Linked DNA regions of Homo sapiens: region 2 is linked to region 1. A link is a loop called in an ENCODE intact Hi-C map of the cell type or tissue named here. Cell type or tissue: mammary epithelial cell. All regions are shown on one strand.

Evidence for each region. Hi-C counts contacts between places; a loop is a spot of excess contacts. Peaks named below come from ENCODE experiments on the same cell type or tissue, not always from the same donor. Only the 100,000 strongest peaks of a DNase experiment are listed, where the experiment ranks them.
Region 2: a loop joins it to region 1, with 6 times the contacts of the local background. A loop is called at or near these places in 23 of 110 quality-filtered maps.

What each region holds. Positions count from the first base shown.
Region 1 is chr3:98,601,297-98,603,796 of GRCh38, forward strand. No RefSeq gene overlaps it. Among named protein-coding and RNA genes, the nearest start is that of CPOX, 8.9 kb to the left of the region's middle. In mammary epithelial cell, a CTCF peak has its summit at 970 (motif pointing right); no DNase peak of the experiment used is centred here.
Region 2 is chr3:98,784,111-98,786,610 of GRCh38, forward strand. It overlaps ST3GAL6 (ST3 beta-galactoside alpha-2,3-sialyltransferase 6), which reads left to right. Exons shown (of 10, transcript NM_001323368.2): 6 at 835-930. Among named protein-coding and RNA genes, the nearest start is that of ST3GAL6, 22 kb to the left of the region's middle. In mammary epithelial cell, no CTCF peak of the experiment used is centred here; DNase peaks (open chromatin) are centred at 751 and 1,111; H3K27ac peaks cover 746 bases.

The DNA of each region.
Region 1 (2,500 bases):
GTAGAGCAGAATGCTTCCACTACACTCATATCCCCTCTTGAAGCTTATGATCAAATCCTGGCCAGTAGGATGTGAATAAAACTATTGTGTGTCACTTCTGAGTTTATTCTTAAAAGGAATAAATGTGCTTCCTCTGGCCTTTTCGCTACTGGCTAGGATACAGCTGTGAAGGCATGAAGTGGAACAGCCACTTTGAACCCAGAAATAAAATCTGTGTGTTGAGTGAGGATGACAGAGCAACACTATGCATTTTGGACTATGACTCTGGAAAGTTCAATCAGACAGAATGAACTTCACTTTTGTTTTAGCCACTGAATTTTGGGGTCTTTTGTTATAAACACTAAATTATAACCTAATAAATACGTGAATGGAATCCTTTCTGAGAATAACCAGTAGCCTAACGTAGTAACATAGGGAGTTTATGCACATCACACTAAATAGTGGATGGATTATCTCTATTCTAACTTTCACTTAAAGATGACAGGAAGAAAGACTGAGGGCCTCAAATGTAATGGCATCCCCTTATGAGGGAATAAGCTGAGCGCGGCCTACTGAAGACAATTAATGGTCTAGTGCAACCAACATAGAGAGGATGGATAAAACCTGACTCTTGCAGAGTGGATGTGATGTTTTCCACTTAGCATTTGTTGTGCACTAAGGCTATGAACCTCCATTCTTAACAACAAGCTGTATTGGGAAGGGGGGCCTCCAATATTTAAATTGAATTTCTAGGAGCTGCTGGGGTCTAACCAGAGAGACAGCGTTTATGGCAATACTGTGTTTATAGAATTTGTGTCAAAAATAAATTTAAGGTGGTACAAACCAGTTTAGTCATCGACATGAATATAATTTATCCAACTACAACCACTGAAATACGTGCATAATGAAATTTGGCTCTTTTTTACAGAGCACATTAGAAAACATGATACATCAACAAATGTGTGACACTCGTGTGTACACTAGAGGGCACTCACCTACTAATTTGCAAACCAGCATCTAGAGCTTGGGATCTTGTTAAAAGTGTATGTTTCGAGGCTGTAGAGGAGCCTGTGAACCTGCTTTTTAATGGGATACTCTCTAAGAGCATAGTTAAGGGAATGGCTCATGGAGTCTGATGGCCAGGGTTTGAAAACTGGCTTTGCCATTTGTGAACTTAGGCAATTAGGTAACCTCCCTGTGCCTGGATTTCCTCATCCACTGGATGAAGTTAGAAATAACATTTCCCTCTTAGGGTAGTTGTGATGATTAGATAAGTTAACTTAGAACACAACCTAGTGCCTAGCAATATATATTAGCTCTATTATTATAAGTATTATTTTTAATAATCATATTTATTGATTGTATAGCAGGGGACCTTAGAGTCACTCTTGAGAAATACAGAACTATTTTAAAAATTTAAAAAGGGGCCAGGCACAGTGGCTCACCCTGTATTCCTAGCACTTTGGGAGGCCAAGGTAGGAGTTTTGCTTGAGGCCTAGAGTTCGAGAACCCTGTGAGCAACGTAGAAAGACCTCAACTCTACTAAAAATTAAATAAATAAAGTAGTCAGATGTGGTGGTGTACGCCTGTAGTCCCAGCTTCAGGAGGCTGAAGCAGGAGGATCGCTCGTGTCCAGGAGTTCAAGGCTGCATTGAGCTATGATTGCTCCACTGCACTCCAGCCTGAGTGACAGAGACTCTGACTCAATCAATCAATCAATCAATAAAGAAGGATCCTCTTAATAGTGAGTACCCAGTCAGGCAAAGACCTCATGTTCCGACTCTTAGCTACAGTGATAATGGAATGGCAGCAACAAAAATTGCAGAATAGAAAATGGAGCGAAATGAGGCTGGTCTTTTTATGCTCTGTTAAAGAACTTGTACATTATTCATAAGTCCATAGAAATCCATCAAAAGGCATTAAAGCAGAAGATGGCTTAATGAGGTTTATATCTGAGATAGATTATTCTGGAAGTGAAATGGGGGGGTGGGAGGCAAGGGAAGAGAGTGGAGGCAGTATATCGGGGAGGTCAGGTAGATGTAATGCTGCTCCTTTTCCAACCAAGAAAGGGTTTCCAGAAAACTTTAGGATTATCCACAACAGTGACTCACAATAATTTGAACATTATAAATCCTTCCTTCTTTGGAGTTCAAACCAGAGCTCAAGCTTGTAATAAAGTACTCTGCCTCAACCACACCCCGCTGTTTTATACAAACATATAGGATAGAGTACCTGGCAGGCATCCTCCCTAGGTTTTGAGCAGCAGATCCTGCAAGGAGAACTCCTGTGAACTATGCAGTCACCAGAGAAAAACTGGACTGTTCTCTGTAGCACCAGAAGCTGAGAAGGGGGTACATCCAGCATCTCACCTGGTGATCCTGTAGATGTTGGGGTAGATTTTCAGGAACTGTGGCAGCTTTGAAGTGTTTGACCTAAGAAATACTGAAATAAACTTCAGTTCTGCTTATCATGCCAGTGGCTAGAATGGGAGGAGCTGCCACAGGGGTGGGAGAGGCCAGAG
Region 2 (2,500 bases), 180 kb after region 1:
AGACTTTCCATGCCATGAGGGCCCTGGAAGGATAGCCTCAACAACTTTCCCTTCTGTGGTTTTGTTCCCTAGCGGGCAAGGACACAGTCTATTTTGTCATTTCTCCAGGCCTGCCTGGGTGAGGGTAAGAGCTGGGAGAGAGATGGACCAGCAACACGAAGTTCCCCTTTGTGTTCTACTTTAAAGCTGTTTGCCAGGAACACCGCGTGAACTTTTAGTTTGTATTGGTTAAGCTCCAAGGACCAGTCCATGTTTGAGAAATTGAAGTGAGCATGGGCAGGGTACAGAAAACTGCACTTTTCTCACCAGATTCCAAACTGTCCATCTCCACACTTGTGCAGCAGAGAGCCAGAGGTAGAATCTTCGAGGAGTGGGTAATGCTGGCAAAGAATGTAGACCTGCATAATGTAAAACACAAATGCAGAGTCCTATATGGAGGTGTGTTTCACAGTCTCAAGTTCTGGATCCACATGCTAGTTCCACTTTGGAGTATGACTTTAAAATGTTACATAATAGATTTCTGAACCTCTTTCTTCATTTGTATACTGGGAATATCAGGCTTACTTATCTCAATAGGTGGGTATGAGAATCAAATGAGAGAACATGTATGGGCTGATAATAGTTGCTGACAATGATATGCTCTTCCTATAGAATGTTACTCATTGAATCTTGTATCTTTTTAATACAGCTCTAGACTTGTAAGTCGCAGTTGGTTCTTTTTCTACTTGCGCAACAAGTGGAATTTGGCACTGGGTTTCTGACAGTATGCATGGATTCTTGGAATCAGTTTTGTAAAAGATGGCTCAATCTCTCACTTGTCCATCTGTCCAACAGCATACCCTGTAAAAAGTGTGTGGTGGTTGGTAATGGAGGAGTTTTGAAGAATAAGACATTAGGAGAAAAAATCGACTCCTATGATGTAATAATAAGGTAAATATATTTTCTATTTGCTACCCTAGAATTGTTTCAAAAGAATATGGTTTCTTGCCTTAATACAGCTGTGTTTTGACAGGAAGGGGAGATGTTTCCATTTGGTTTTTTTTTTATTGCACAACCTTCTCTCTTGGTTGTTGGCTAGAGTTAGACCTAGATTTCAGGTTACTCATTTAGCAAGTATTTGTTAAGTCTCCTTAGTGTGCTAGCATGCTTCTAGCCACAGGAGAGATAGCAATGGATAAGAACAATGTTTGTGCTCCCTGTGGAGGGAAGAAAATGAGTAATTAAATATATAAAAATAATAAATGCCATACATAATTTAAAAAGGATATAACAGAGAATCTTTGAATGGCTCCTTTGTAATGATTGACCACTTTGAGAAAGAGACATCTAAGCAGGGCCCAAGTGACCACACAGCAACAGCCATATGAAGATTATGGTAGAGCAGTCCAGGCAGAAAGGATGTTTGCTGCAGGGCCTCAGGAGGAGATGATCCTGAGTTTGAGAGGAGTAGCAAAGAAACCCAGTGAAGCTGGAAAGTAGCAGGCAGGGGGAGAGTGGTGGAATTGGAAGCTGAAGCGGTGAGCAAAGATCAGGCTGCATAGGACTTTGTAAGCTAGGATTAGAAACTTGGATTTTAAGTGCAACAGGAAGCTTTTTAAGGGTTTTAAGCAAGAGAACAAAGCAGTCTGGTTATGTCTTAAATATTCTGGCTGTGGCATGGACAATGGAATGTGGGGGACAAGGGTGGAAATGAAGAGGCCAATTAGGTTGCTGTATTCGGGTATAATATGATGGTGGCTTGGGACAGGATTGTTGTAGGAGAGGAAGAGATATGTGGACTGACTGAAGATGTGTTTTAGACATAGAGTTATCGGGATTTGTTGCCGTATTAGATGTGAAGAGTAATGAGAATAAAGAAATCAAGGATGCCTCCTACTCTGTTTTCAGCTTAGGAGATTGGCTGGAGAGTGGTATCATTTATTAAGTTGGGGAAGACTGGTATAGGAGCAGGTTTAGAGGAAAACCATGATATGAACATGTTAGATTTGAGATGCTTGTTAGATTTGCAGTGGGTTTGTCGAGTAGGCAGTTGGATAAACAGGTTAAAATCTTGATGGTGTGTGGCCTATAAGCTGTATTTAAACCATGGACTGGGTGAGATTTCCCAAGGAGAGACTGAGAGAGAGAGAAGAGAGTGAGGACTGAGCCTCAGAGAACTCAAAATTTAGAGGTTGAGCAAAGAAAAAGGAATGTGTAAAAGAGATGAAGAGGATCCACCAGTGAGGTAAGAAGAAAATCGGGAGAAGGTGATCACAGAAGCCAAGAGAGCAAAGTGTTCCAGGACAGAAGGAGTGACCAACTGTATCCCAGTGCTGGTGAGAGGTCATGCAAGATAAGGACAGAGTGGTGACCATTGGACTGGTGACCTGAGGCTCATTGACACTCCCAATAAAAGCAGGCTTAGAGGCGTGATGTGGCAAGAAGCCCGGCTGGACTAGGTCGAAGAGGGAATGCAGAGAATGTACACCTGAATGTACAGATGAAGATGTAGAGAAACCAA